2 separate regions of the Homo sapiens genome follow, and region 1 is linked to region 2. Evidence: chromatin loops called from intact Hi-C (ENCODE). Cell type or tissue: Calu3. All regions are shown on one strand.

Region 1 (8,000 bases), 80 kb before region 2:
AGAACTTATTGCTGTTTTGTTAATTTGTTCATACACTATTTTCATGAGCTTACTGAGCATCTTTATTTATGATGTTTATTTTTGAATTATATTTTAGGTAATTCATAACCTGTATCTTTAGGGTCAATTTCTGGAGATTTATTTTGTTCCTTTGATTGGGCCATTTTTCCCCCCATTTGTGTTGGTGTCTGGATATTTGAAAATACAAACCACCTCTCTCACTCTTTGTAAACTAGCTTTATAATAGAGAAAAACTTTCACCAATTGGCCCAAGTAGAGATTCTGAAGGCCTCTCAAAGTTTTTCTGTGGATGTGTCTTTTCTGGGCTTTGCATGTGTAGATTTCTGTTTAGAAGAATTTGCTAGTTTCCTTTTTTCAGAAGTTCATAATCTTTTGCTTTCTCTGATGTCTGCCATCCTATGGTGGGCCCTCTGACCTGCTGTCAGACCATCCTATCTGAGCAGCAACATGCCGCTCAAATCTTTTATATTCTTGTTGGCTCCTGGCATCTAGAGTATGCTAGGTCCCATCTGCATTACCAGAAATTCAAGAAAGAAACCAGCCCCTTGGGCAGCCCCTCAAAAAGCTGGACTGTTGGACATGTGTTCCACTTTTCTCTTTCCTCCTTGAGGGGGAGGCCTCTGTCTGCGATACTGTGGTTCCTCTGGAGTAGCAGCATACACCCAGTTCTTTTTCTGTTCTCAGTGGCCCCCAAGCATCTAGAGTATGTCTGATGTTATCAGTGCTCCAAGACAGGCAAGACAAAAACCTCCCTGAGAAGTCAGAACATTGGATGTATGGGCTAGTCTTCTCTTTCTCTCACCAGGGAGAATCGAATCCAAAACTGGTAGTTTCCCTCCAATCACATGGTGCTCTGTCAGGCAGAAGGACTATGGTGAGAGGGTGACAAAAATTCTTCTACTTGCTTCAATGTGGCTGGCTTTGTGTTCTCCTGGGATGCAGGTGCCTCTTAACTGGTTTTGGGATTTCTCATAAACAGAATTAGCCCATATATTGTTATTGATTTGATGTTTTGTGAGATGAAGGAGGTGCTTTTTATTACTACATCTTGCTGATGCCACTCCTCAATCATTCCTCTATTTACTATTAGGTTTTGCTATTTACATATGCTTTTGTTTGCTGAGTTTTGGGGAATGTCATTGCTAACAAATCATGCTCTATCATTTTTATCTGTAGTAGAGAAAATAGCTAGGAGATGTAGACATAATGACAGATACTATTTATTAAGCACTTTTATTGCATCCGGACATAACTGAAGTGTTTATGTGATGATATTTAATATTCATAAAAGCATTGTAGGCATATTGCCTTTGTTTTCCAATTTTGTAAAGGTGAAAACTAGTGCACAGAAATAATAATATGTAACTTTCTCAAAGTCATGCAGCTTAATAATAGAAGAACTGGGAATTAAACACAGGCAGTTCAACTTCAGAGTCTGTACCCAGGAGTCAGAGAAAGCACATATTGGTTCTGTACTCATGTAATTTAAATCACTGGTTGTTCTACAAGTGAAAAAGTATAAGAAACAAAACAAAACAAATCAGTATGGCAACCACACAAATAAGAAAATCAGAAAACCCTCCAAATTCTGTGTTCAACTTAGAACATATATATGAAATGGTGTTTTTTGTTTGCTTATTTTTTTTTGCTTTGGTTTTAAACAGTTTAATGTTCTTATTTTTCATAGCTGGAAAATATCTCTTTTTGCTGAAAAACTATTTTTCTCCAAAATACTGATTATATTCTCTGTGTTATAAATGGGAAAATGAAACAGGCCCTCACCAGATTTTTCATTTAGCAAAACTGTACAAAGAGAAGAAATCTGTTGTTTGGCCAAATTTGAATACAGATTTCCCTGAGAGTCTGACTGTGAAAAATAAGCTGTGGTAAGAGTTTTTTAGGTTAAGATAATACTAAACACTATATTGAAGATGGGAGAGGTGATTGCCATTTTTCAACTAGTCCATCTGGGTCAGTTTGATATGAATATTTTTCTTTATTTTTACCTCATTAGGAACTAACTCCTGTTGTATCAAAGGTCTTGAGAACTCTGGCCACCTGCCACTCATCTGTGCTATACCCAATAGCAGCCTTATTAGGCTTTTGGATCCTAGAGTTGCTGCTATCTCTCGTACCACAAAACCACCTGCTTCTGATTCTCTAGGAAGACTGCTGAGAGTCAACATCGAGCCACTGGTGGTATGTACAGTATAAAGAGTTTTGATTAAGCTTGGTTAATTGTCCCTCAGTATAGTTTTAGTATATATACCCCATAATATCTCTGTGTTAACTCCTTGCCAGTTTTATAATTGTAAAATGTCTCATTGTTTTGATATGCATTGCAGTTGATTTATTTTTTATTAACTTGTATTCTTTCGTGACATGCCTGCTGTGTCTCTTGTCTGTCTTTCTGTTAAAAGATTTTAATTGGTTTTTAAGAATTCTTAGCAAATCAAGTATATTGACTCTGCCTTTCATATAAGTTGCAAGTATTTCCTCCAGTTTTTTTTTATATGTTCTTACTTTCACTTAATGGTTTTTGGATGCATAGAAAGTTTTGACTTTTCAAGTTGAAAAACTTATGTCATGCTTAGAATTGCTATTCATGCTTCAAAATTGTATTTTCTAGTTTTTATTTTTTAATATTAATTTTTTTTTGAGACAGAGTCTCACTCTGTCACCCAGACTGGAGTGCAGTGGCATGTTCTCAGCTCACTTCAACCTCCGCCTTTTGTGTTTAAGTGATTCTCCTGCCTCAGCCTCCCGAGTAGCTGTGACTATAGGCGTGTGCCACCATGCCCAGCTAATTTTTGTATTTTTAGTAGAGACAGGGTTTTGCCATGTTGGTCAGGCTGGTCTGGAATTCCTGACCTCCAGAAATCCGCCCGCCTCAGCCTCCCAAGGTACTGGGATTACAGGCGTGAGTCACCGTGCCCAGCCATATTTTCTAGTTTTAAAAAATAGTTTCCTCTTTCATATTTTATTATATCCTGTTCTATATTTTACCTCTCTCTAAATTGGAATGGTAAGTTATTTCTGGAAAATTACCTGGGGTAAGACAGGGAACTAACTTTATTTTTTACATGATTAGTCAGGGACTTCAGTGTCATTTATTTTTTTGGTTGTGTTTAATTTTTGACATACATTTTGCTCATTGGAGAAGAAACTTTTTTTTTTAGATTTTATCCCCAGTTTACCTCTTCACAACAGGAAACAGGCAGTTATTTTTATGAAAGCATCCTTTCATCTTTTTCTTCTTCTCTCTCAGCTTCCTTTGGCACCACCCCTCCTTCCCTGTTGTTATCTCTCATTTTCATATTTAATATATTTTACGTAATTTTTCTTAGAGGTATCACAATGTGACAGAATTTTCTTAACTGAACTTTTTATTGAAGTATAGTGTACATACAGAAAAGTACGTGTATAATTTGTGTACAACCCACACAATACATTTGCTTAGAGTGAACAGACCCTTATAGCTAGGGCACAGGTAAGTAAACAGAATCTTATGAGCAACTTAGAATACTCCCCTAGTATCCAGCTCCAATCAGTACCATCTATCCCTTCCCCTCAAGTTAACCATTATTATGAATTGTAGCACCAAAGTTTACTTCATATAAATAGAAATATACAGGATGGAATAACAATGTAGCTCCTTTTGCTCATCATGTTTGAAAGATTTTTGCATAATTGTGTGTAATTATAGATCATTCATTTTTATTGCTGTATGACTATAACCACAAATTTATTTATCCACGATGTTGTTGATACACACGTGGGCGGTTGCTGGCTTTTGGCTATTAAGAATGGTTCTGCTATAAATATTCTTGTGCATGTCTTTTCATGAACACACATATTCCTCTACAAGTTCATTGGCTTTTTCTAGACTTCTTGGTTTATTTCTGAGCTTCCAACTGCCTAGCTTGGTCTAGTGTTCACAGAGACTCAGTGAATGAGGAGAATGATTTGAATTTGGAAAAAAAGGAAGTGGATATGGATTAGGCAGGTGTAGGCCAGGCTAGCTATTTGCATAGAATTCTGTTCAGTGTATGGCTTTGTTGCATTAACTCTTATAAGTGAGATAGTCTGGAGGAGGAAAAAAATGTTAAATTTGGATGAAAAGCTGGCTTTTCCATAATGGCTTCATTCAGTAATTATTTTGGTGGAGATTTTTTGTGTAAGTCATTTGAAGAAATTTATTGCCTAATGAACATAAGATAAGATATTTTGTTATAAAACTAATTTATATGGGAGCACATTTTTAGCTGGACTGACTTAGACAAAACCCAGATATTTAACCTTTTTAATTGAAATTTAGTATTTATTTATTTATAGCCTTGAATGTTATCCATGAATTATTCTAATATACTCCTGGGAACACTCACACTGGGTGAATGAGAATTTCTCACCGTAAGAGACTAGATTAGCCTCATATGAAGTAGCTTTCAGGACCAATGCTGGCTTACTCTAGTCTTGAGATCTATTTTTCATTGCTTGGTGATATACTGTATTCAGCCTGTAACAGAGTTATACTGTTGGGATTCTGGGAGGCTTTCTACTGGGCATTAGTGATTTCCTTTCCTAAACTACAAACACAACTGCCCCTTCTGAGGAGGAAAGCAGGCAGGTTTGCCTTGGCCAAAGTCCAATGGCCGGGAGTCAAGCCCTTAAGTGCTTTCTCAAGTGCCCAGCCTAGTTTCTCTGAAGATCAGTCTGCTTGGTAGCCTAAGAAGGAAATTACCCGGTCATTTCTGTTCTGGCATTTGCTAGTACACAGCTGTTTCTTTCAATTCTGTAGAACAAACCTGAACTGGCACCTTTCCTGGATAGGAGGATATCACTGGCAGGAGATAGAAAATACTTTTCATTGACGTACAAGGGTTGGAGAATATATTATGAAAATCATACTTGATAACATATTTATTCATTAAATATTTCTTATCTTTGCTACATAGTATTGTTTCTAAAATGATTTCTAACACCAACAAGAGCTTGAAATACATATATATGTGCTCTAATACTTCTTAATATGTGGACCACACCCTCAATCCTACTGAATCTGAATCTCTAAGGAAGGGGCCTAAGAATTTCCACTTTTATCAGTCATCTCAGATAATTCTGATGTACACTAACATTTGTGGACATCTGGCTTAAACTCAAAAGCACATTTAGACTAATTTACCCTACTAATTAGCATCTGTTTGAGAATAAGAGAAAAGTTAAACAGCAACAAAATGATAGTGACTTATCTGAATCAACTAAAATAATGTTATGCATTTTTAAGTGTTTAATTCTAGTAATGCCCTATAATTTTTTTTTTTGAGGCCTCAGGCCTGTGACTCAGAATGGACTCAGGGTGTGGTACAACTGTCTTATGTACACATTCATATTTCAGAAGACAAATATCCTTAGATTTAAATCTTGAATAGATCCACATTATAGAAAACTCCATTCTGTAGAAATGCAGTTATAGTGGGGTTCCAGCATTATTAGTTTGTCAAATTTTAGTCTAACTTTTATAACATTGCCATTGACTACCCTTGCTGCCTGTGAGGGGTAGATAACAGAAGTATATGAAAAATATGAATGAATTTTTCTTAGGGACATGATCTATTAGAATAAGAAATCTTTCTTTGCAAGGGTCAAGAACTACTCCTGTCTAAGTTCCATGTGCCTTCTTCAATCCTTTATCTAAATGTAAGCTTACCTCAGTCACATTTCTTATCTTATAATAAAGAGGTTGTAATGTCTGAATATAGACTTCACATCAAATATGTGCTTTCAGTGTTAATGTTAACATCATGGTTATTATTATTATTATTATTTTAGCCTTTCATTCTAACATCCCACCCCTCTTCCCCAAGGATTTATGTTCCTATGTATCAGTGAATGATAAGACCTTAATCATATCCTGAGCAGCAAGGTAGAAACCAAGCTTTATTACCAGCACAGGATACAATTATCTAGGTCTTTATCCATTTCCAAAAAGAATTAGAATAACTTTCCTATACCTTCCTCAGCTATTTAAGATAACCATTAGACTGCAACAAAAGCATGATTCTGAGTAGATGTAATCATCCATGAACAAAAGCTGAACTTCAAACTGGTTTATGCCGTAATTATTTTTTCTAACTCAGAGTGTTTAAGAGTATGAATATTGCCTTATCATTTTGATTTCGATTTCTGTTGAGATCCAGTATAACAGCTCTCCACCTCTGTGAATCGTGAAAATGTGAATTTACAGATAGTATTTTTAGTTGCAATTCTAGAAAGATTTTTAATAGCCTTCTATGGATTTACTTATTCATTCATTCATTAACTGATATTTGAACACCTATTATGGGCCAGCCACTCCTTTTTGCCCTGGAGATATGACAGTGAACAAAACTGATAAAAAACCCTGAGCTCAGAGAGCTTATATTTTAGAGGGAAGAGATAAGCACTGAAACTAAAAAATGAGAATAAGTTAGAAGGTAATTAGTGCTATAAAAAATGATCAGGGTACGAGTGATGGGGAGGCCTGGGTGATGGGCCTCATGCTCATGATCTTGCCACAGACCACAGTACATCAGAAATGATACTGAGATGCTAAAATATTGTTTTGGGCTTTTAATTTTAAGTATTGTAACTGCTGGTGATTTATTTTCTCATTTATAACCAAGATGACAGATGTTGATTTTTTCCAGATTCCTCTAAATTCAAGATCTTTCTAAAATACATATTTACCTGAAATAGTTTATTTGGAATGTATATCTAAGTGATATTTGATTTAAAAAAATCAGAGACTAAAAATTTTCTTTTTATATTGGCTAATGTGGAAGTGATTGGCATGTTCAAACCATGGAAGAACATTTGCACTTATCCTTTTTTTTTTTTGTTAATACACCGAGCTTATTAGAGCTGTAACTGTAAAATACAATTAAAATAATTCTGAAGAAACAGTTTTCTACTAATTTGAATTCTCTAAAGAATTTTCTCACTAAGACATTGACTTTGGAAAATGACAGACTTTCTGGTAAACTTTACACACATAATGAAGAAGGGGAAAATTGGGCAATGAAAATTATTTTTAGTTTTCTGATAAGATGTTAACACACATAGAGAAAATGGGTGTTATGACTGTGTTGGACACAGCAATATACTACCTGGATCTCCCTTTAAGAAAAGTCTTGTTGTCCAGGTGTCAGCCCCTTCAGGGTGGGCCTCAGCTGCAGAGTGTCTCTTCACCTGAGGTCATGTCCTTCTTGTGGCAGCTGCAGCTAGTGACAGCCAGGTGGGCATAAAGGCCTGCATTTCGACCCATCATGAGACATTATAATAGGCCATTTGTGCTCTACACAGAACTGCTACATAATTTTATGGCTTAGTGCACAATGAAAATGTGGACCCCTTTGTTCAAAAATTATTAAGAATTTCACGATGACAGTATGGTATTAAACTCAGCGAAGAACACTTCTAAGAGTGGGGGGGGGGCACTCTATCTGCACAGGTCATGTATCCGTGAAGCTGTCCCTGGTTCCATAGCTCCCAGATGCTAGGCCAGGGGTTATGTCAGGCTTACACGGTAGTTCAAACCTAGTACACAGCTTATTTCACTAACTCAAGCAAGTTGCTTACTTTTCTAAATCTCAAAGACTTTATAATAAAAAGTTTAAACTATATGCTTTTCCCATTCATTCAGAGTTCTAAATACCATGATAGGAGAAACTGTGGGATCTATAATTCTATCTTACCTAAGTTATTTCCAAGTGTTTTATAGTGTAATCTACACTTTCTTGCCTAAGTCATCATGAATGTGATGATTTTAATCCATTCAGTTTCCACCCTTACATAAAGGTAGTTCCAGATTTTTGTGAGGCCTGAAATGTATTCAATTTGAGAGACTCTCTATAAGGAAAGAACTACAAAATTACAAATATAAATTTGGTATGAGAGTGAATATTTATTTAGAATGAAAAAATAAATAATAAGTTTGAACG
Region 2 (8,000 bases):
GACTTTGCTGGGGCCCTGGGGTATTAGTTAAGGCATGTAGATGGCCTGCAAGGTAAAGAAGCACTCTGATATTATCTGTAAGCCCAGAACATTCTCTGGGTAATGTTTTTTCTAGAGACGTTATAGCACTGTAGTCCTAGGAAGCCCTCAGTATTTGAATTTTTCCACCTGAAGAAATATTTTTTTGGTCTTTACTTGTTTCTTGACTCTAAGACAGCTCCTTATGCATGTTAGAACATCTTTCCAAATCCCATGGTGATTCAATCTTCAAGCAGTTTTTGTATGAACCTAGTCATACAAGTATTCAAGCATCATTTTCCCTCCCAGTACCATGATTCCTCTGTGAGTTGTATTGTGTTAAGAAGATAGTTATTCTCTCCTTTGTAACAGATTCCACCAGATCACCTGGTTGAAAGTAAACCTTAGATTTCCAGGGTCTTCGCTGAATTCTGTCTTTATGAATGGGGATCATATTGACAACTTGTCTTTTCTGGTTTGCTTAATTTGTTACTGGTAGGTCATATGTCTTGGCTTACTGTTCAACATTTAACCCTTACGTTTTTTCATAATTTTCGTATAGATGTTATAGCATCTTAGGTATTTATCTGTGTCAAATATAACAATGCATTTTTGGCAATTTGATCCAGTATTTTGGACACACATAATTTAATATGTAGTTTAGGTGTTGAAATCGTCAAAAGAATACATTAAAAGAGAAAAGAACTAACTATTCTTTTAGTATTACCCCAATAATACAATTTTATATTTAGGATTTCTTTGGATTCCGGAATTGGTTTCCTTCCTCTGTTTGACATTTTTAAGGGTCTTCTTATTGTTGGCTTTGAAGTTACTTGTTTCACAATCTTTTTCACAAATATAGTTTCACAAAGATAGTTTCACAAATCTTTTTCTGGTCTAATTTCCAGTTATGTCTGATGTGTCAAATTTTAGAGGCTTCCCTTTCTTCCTTGACTTGGGAAAATTTGATTTAGATGCTTGTTTCTTCCTATGAAGGCAGCTTTTACTGTAATAGTTTGCTGTGAAAGCATTTTTTAATGCATCTGGCTTGTTTTTATGATTCATGACAAAAAATTCATCTTGGGCTTCTAATGATGTATTTTAAAATAGTCTCCAGACGTCCCGTGGTTCATTTTATTTTAAACTATTTCTTTTTACTTCTTTTTTAATAATGGCCAGATTTTCCTAAGTTCCCTTTACTAAAATTAAATTATTTTATATGGCATTCCTTTTTTCTTGCCAAATGCTAGGCTTAATCATTTTGAATACTGTGTAGACAGAAGTGGGCACCCATGATACAACCTTCATCAATTCCTGCTCAAGTCTGCCTAGACTCGGAAAATCCAATTTTGGCAAACTGATGTCTGTAATCATCTGTATTCTTGTACTCCAATGTGCATTCTGTATGTCTATGATGGGATTACAATATAAATTCACCTTATTTATACTTTATCCAATGTTTTCACTTTCTTTCTTGTTATACACTATTTAGATAATTTTGCTTAAATAGTGTCCCTGTAGCCCATAGAATAAGTAAGGTTCATATTTTTTAGTTTAACAACCAATGCCTTTCATAATTTGATCCCTAATTATTCTATCTTCATTCACTTCCCACTGAACTTTTTCTTTTCTTTTGCAGTACAATTCTTACTAAATGGTAAAATTTCACAACTGTACCTTCTCCCAGATCTTTCTGGAATACCTTTCCCATTTCCTTCATTGTTCATCCGATCAATGTATGAAGATATCATCATTCTAATCAAGATGTTAGTTGTAGGTGCCTTTTCAGTTAAATTGCATGTAACCTTCCTAAATCCTTGGTCCTTGCCTTCAATGTAATTCTACTGTCTTGCTCTTTATGAGTCCAGATGTGAGAGTCATTACCTCACTCATGTACATGGCAAACTCCACTCATGTCAAGTTTTTGGAAATTTAATAATTTAACTGAAGATTTTTGGTTCTAAAGAAGGATCACAGTATTAAGGACTATCTATCTATTTTCTCCTTTTTTTCCTTTTCAGAAAATAATAATTATGCCTTATCTCATATACTTTTGTAGCCTGGTTTCACCTATTATATGGGTCTTCCCCTATACTCTAAGTAGCTTAGAAAAGTATGTATTTTTCTTTAAAATATGGTACTTGCCCAATAAAAATCCTTCTGAATAAGATCTTCTTCAGCTCATTAATTGGCCATAGTTTTTAAAGAGCCCAGAATGATCTAGGCAATATAATAGACACTGATTATATAGCAAGAAAATTGCAGGTCAGGTTTTTGTGTTCATAAAGTTTTAGTGTGTGATCCAAATAGCAATACATAATTGTAAATTAGATATTCAATAGATATTTGGGGTTATGCAAGTGAATATTTTATATTTTAAGCTTAGTTGTATTATTTTAGGGAATTATAGTATATTTGCATTACTGTATTTTACTATTTAAATAGGAAATTCAGTGAACGCTGCCTTGAATCCATGTAAAAAATAAACAAGAAGAAAGAGATGGTCAAGAAATGTATCATTCTTAATTCCTGACGTGTGCAATTTTTCACATTACTTTACTCATTTAAGTAAAATTTCTATTGGAGTATAGTTCCCATGTCATGTTTCTAACCCTTTCTAAGTGCAAGAATCCTTCTGTGTTCTCACATCCCGCTTACTCAGAGTCTGAAGTAAGAAAGTTTTTATACAAACATGGAAACACTCATGGCTTCTACTGTTTCATACATATAGGAATTAAGAAAGTATTTTGCAATGCTCTGAAGGCAATTCTGGTTGTAGACTAGGTCAGCTCGGGCTTCCATGAGGTTCTAAACTCTAAGAAGGGCTAGTTCAGAAAGGATCATTGGAACAAGAGGAAAATTGCATGCTAATGTATTCCAGGAGATGATGAAATCTCTCATCTTATTAATTTGGCAGTGTTGAGTTCCTCTTCTGTAGAATGTAATTTCCTTTCTAAAAGATATGAAGCATCTGTTCCCACTCAGAACCAAATGGAGAATTCTTCATCTACATTAGCAAGTCAGGCCTGCTTAGTGCCCCAACTGTGCTTACTGCTCAGGATGTTCTACTCACGCTGACTGGTTAGTGCATCTGGTGTTTCACATTATTTGTTGGAATTATAAGCACTTATCATCTTCCCAGTTCATTAGGATTAAAAAACTCTGATAAAAGTATATATATAAAATATATGTATTTTTTAATTCAAGAAGATGGCAAATGGATTTTTTCAGTCTTGAAAAATATATAAATATAATATATACATATAACATATATATGTATGTATGCACATATATTTTTGTTTGTTCTCACTCATTCAGCATTGTATGGGTACAACAAGGATACTGCAACCTACAGTGTCCTTATGAAGCTAACATACATGACTATACAAACACAGACCAGTTCTCTAATTCAAAATTTACAGTAAATAAGCACTGATTGTTTTTCTCCCCTCTCCTTTGAGAAGATTCTTGCTCAGAAACAAAACTTGTACTCTCCTAACTAGGTAAAACTAAGCAAATACCCAACTATGTACTTGTTTACTGAAACTGTGTGTCAAACTGTACCTTTTTTTTCTCTTTCATCTGTCTGTCTTTTGAGTTTTTGAATTGTTCAGAAAATTCTTAAGTACTTTTATGTTCACTGTTTTCAGAGGCCCAAGAGTCTTGCATCACAGCAACATGGTTTCTTGCAGGGAAGAATGTGTTTGAATGTCCACACCCCTTGCCATAACCATCTGGTTTGCAGATGATAAATACAAACACTACGTTGTTTCTTTTTTTTCCTCCTCTAAAGATCTGGGAAACAGATTGAACTTAAAATTCTACCCTGGCGATCTCAATATATTAATCTTCATTACCATGTCTAGTTCTTTAAGAATTCCAGTTCTGCAGCTATATATTTTTTAAAGACTGAACACATAATACGTATGATATACCACTTGTAGGATTTTTTTATGTTATTATAATGTCTTCATTTCTTCCTACAGTCTAGTAATATCTTACTCCTTTTTCAAAGTCCAGTTTAAGACCTGTTTCCCCTGTGAAGTCTTTTCTAGTTATTCTAACCTCCACACGTCTCTCTTTCATTGTTTGGAAGACTTCACACCAAAGCAAGGTATATATTTGTTTAAAAGTTTCATGCATGGGCTTAGCTCCCTAATCAGAGTATGAGTTGTTTAATAACAGATTGTTCATATGTTTTGTAATCATAGTATAATGGACACAATGGATATTTAGAACCTAGTTGTCGAATTAATACTTCATTAATGCCATCAAAGAAGCCTCATTCTAATAGAGGATATGAGAGAGACTTTATTAGGATGGGATTAAGTTAGGCAGAAAATTTTACAGTGGGAAATATTGACCTCAGTTACAGGGTTAGAGTAGGCCTTTATACACCTTTTGTCTGAAATAACATTAGAAACAGAAATGGAAAACAGTGCCACCTCTGGGTGACTTCTGTCTGAAATAGAAAACAGTGCCACCTCCAGGTGACCCTAGGCAAGTGGACAGGAGCAAAATAAAAGGCATTCCTTCTTCCAGTAGATACAGCCCCAAGCTAGGGTTCATAGTATGACAAGGAGAGCTTGGATTGAATGTCATTTCCCACTGGCCCCCTCAGTTGGAGTCTTTGTGAAGTGTACAAACTGCAAACAATATACAACAGCCCTCCAAACAGTGATATAGATAATGCAGGCAAGTCAAGGCGGCTTGGTGGCTTATGAAGTAGCTGACACTGCATACTCTGTGTGGCATGAAGCTAGAGGCTAAGCACCTAGAAATTTATTTGTTACACATTAGGAGAGAGATCGAACAATCATGGCTGATGTGGAAAATATTTACTTAAGAATGTAGATTTTTCATTGGTATATAAAAATAATATTTAAGAGAATGAATAGCCCAGAGAATAGTCAAGTAGGTCAAAAAGCAGTTGATGAGATTTGTAAGGTGTGAACAATAACCAGAGTGAAAAAAAAAATGACACAATTCTGAAGGTGAGGACAAAGTTGTTATTGGGCCAGAGTGCGACTGAGGGCAATTGCTGAGGTTTGAGAAAGGTGACACAATTGAAGGGCCATTTAAGAAGAAGTTTCGATAGCTATGTTTAAGATAGATTGCAGGGTAATCATAGTATAAAGAAATCTGAAGGATGTCTGTCCTATTGAAAGCAGAATGAACAGGAATTAATTAAGGTAAAATATGGAGAGAATTTTTTGGTTGACCTTATATAAGAGTGGGCATAAGATAATAAGCATTTAAATTATATTCTTTAGTGGACATTCATTAATATAATGATAATCATTACTTTGAGGCTACCATTTATTGAGTGCTTAATAAGTGCATTCAATTATTAAGTCTATGTATAGTACATTTGTATAAATAATGTTAGATTTTAGTCTAACAAAACACATAAATATTGGTAAATGATATGCACAGATATAAAAAATTTATAATTATGGTGAGCTAGTTGGCTGCAGTATGGAAAATATAATCTATGGTATACATATATCATAAATGTTAAGCATTTATTTTAGAAATAAAAAAACAAGGATTTTCAAGGGAAGTATAGATGTTTAAATATACCTAGTTCGAAGAGTAATCTTGTTTTGCACTAAAATGTATTTTATTATTAAAAACATTTTGTTTAAAATTATTGTCAATCATAACATGAAAACATATAGATTAAACTTTAAATATTTTGGAATAATCTGTATCCATTCCAATGATAACTTATCAAGTCTATACAATGTTAACATTTACATATAATAGGGAAAAATCTAGTTCTTGATTATATCAGATTTATATTATCTCTCACCATAGGCATAGGAAATTCCAGAAAAGAATTTGACATTATTTATAAAATTACTATCCATAAAACATCTTAAATATTTTTCCTTAGTTTGATGAAGCTCAACCTTTAGTCTTTCATCCTTGACATACATTTCGTTATCAAATCATGCAAGCAAAATATGCAGAATTGGATTTCTTCAAGTGAAAAAGAGATGGCTTCACTATTAAACTCTATAAACTCCTTGATCCTATTAAAAGGACGGTTTGCTTAATTTTTTAGGTCAGAATACACCTTAAGAATCTAGAAGAAATTTAACAGTGCATTTCGCTATTTTGAAATAGCATTAGTAAATTTCAAGAATTCGGGGGAAGTTGGGAAATGAGCGTGCTAACTTTAAAACTTGCATTAACTACGTGACCCATGTGACTATATGAACTTATTTTACATTTTTTGGTAAGAGGAAATCTTTAACCGGAGCCATAAATAAATTATCCCAGTCAGATAATTGTATATATTAATATATACTCAGCATAGTCTTTGGTTACAGTAATAGAAAGAATGCATCTGCAAAGATAAGGCTCTGAAAACTGACTTTTCACTGCCTGTGAAATCATTTCGCCCCTGTGAACCCCAATCCCTTTATATGTAATAAGGCAAAATAGGCAAATAATTTCTACCTTGAATAGTCGTGAGCATTTATCAGATAACATCTGAAAACTGCCTTGTATAAAGTAAACACTAGATGGTATTTATTATTATTATTAATGGTAACCTTACGCATATTAATTCACCAATGTTTTTAACTGGTCTACTGCACACTATATTTCCAGCTAACTTCCAAGTCGGCTTCCTTACCAGACCATGGGGAATCCTCAGCTCATATTGCCCAGCCCCATCTCTGCCTGTCAAAGTCCTGCTTCATTTCCCAGAATACCTCACTGAAAGCACATCTCTATTAAAAGGAATACATCTGGCTATTTTATAGTTCCTTTTAATAAAAGAATGCTGATTTTATCATTGAAGTATTTTTAAATCTTAAGTGGGCAAGGTGAAAATTTTAGTATATTTTAGAATAAAATATTTGAATCTAGGTTAATTAACAAGTAATATCTGTGTGGTGCTTAATAGTTTAAAATGCTTTTTTCATGTAATTTATCCATTTCACTTGCAATAAGAATTATTAAAACTAATTTTTAATTTGGAAGAACTGAGCCTTAGAAAAATATATTACTTACTCAAGTTCTCTCTATGGTAATTACTAGAGCTATGTCTTCTGATACTAGAAACTATTTTTCTTAGTATACATTAAGCCTCTACAATGAGAAATAAGATTTAATAAAAAGAAGGGGAGGGGATACAGATAATAACCTAAAAGGGAAATAGTAAGGAAATGTAAAGCTGTAACTATAGCTTTGTACATTTTGAATAAAGATCAACTTCCCTATTCTCTTTCTTCCTTTCTATATATATATGTGCATATACATACATAGATTTTTCTGTATTTTTATTATAAGCTTTGTTGAAGCACAGTGGTGTCTCTTTGTTTAAATTTCTGGTCTATAAACATATCTTTGTTTTATAATATAATGCCAAATGTGCCTCCAGGTTTAAAATGTATTAATATTCAGAAGAGTCCTCTAATCTGCTTAAGACAAGATAAAGGGAAAAAGGCAATGTAGAATCAGAGGGCTGTGTTCTTCATTGAGGCCCTGGGCATGTTTTTTCTGTTTACAATTGCTGGAAAATATTAGTTTTATTTTCTGCCCTATATGGTATCGTATCATGTATGTACATATGTTAAAGTGTGATTATTTTGGTATAAATACATATTTTACACTTTGATTCTTATTTTTATTCTTGATGTTTATAACTGGAGAATTATAGAAATGCTAACCAATTGTATTTTGGACATGATTTAACATCTGGTCACTTTTTTATTTTTTTATTTTTTTGAGATAGAGTCTCTCTGTGTCGCCCAGACTGGAGTGCAGCGGCGCCATCTTGGCTCACTGCAACCTCTGTCTCCTGGATTCAAGTGATTCTTCTGCCTCAGCCTCCTGAGCAGCTGGGACTACAGGTGCGCGCCACCATGCCCAGCTAATTTTTGTATTTTTAGTAGAGACGGGGTGCCACCATATTGGCCAGGCTAGTCTCGAATTCCTGACCTCGTGATCTGCCTGCCTTGGCTTCC

The links. Peaks named below come from ENCODE experiments on the same cell type or tissue, not always from the same donor. Only the 100,000 strongest peaks of a DNase experiment are listed, where the experiment ranks them.
Region 1: a loop joins it to region 2, with 4 times the contacts of the local background. A loop is called at or near these places in 2 of 110 quality-filtered maps.

The regions. Positions count from the first base shown.
Region 1 is chr2:189,219,368-189,227,367 of GRCh38, reverse strand. It overlaps a transcript of COL5A2 not described here. Among named protein-coding and RNA genes, the nearest start is that of COL5A2, 44 kb to the right of the region's middle. In Calu3, no CTCF peak of the experiment used is centred here; a DNase peak (open chromatin) is centred at 4,687.
Region 2 is chr2:189,139,834-189,147,833 of GRCh38, reverse strand. All of the region lies in intron 1 of COL5A2 (collagen type V alpha 2 chain), which reads left to right. Among named protein-coding and RNA genes, the nearest start is that of MIR3129, 11 kb to the right of the region's middle. In Calu3, a CTCF peak has its summit at 4,492 (motif pointing left); a DNase peak (open chromatin) is centred at 4,503.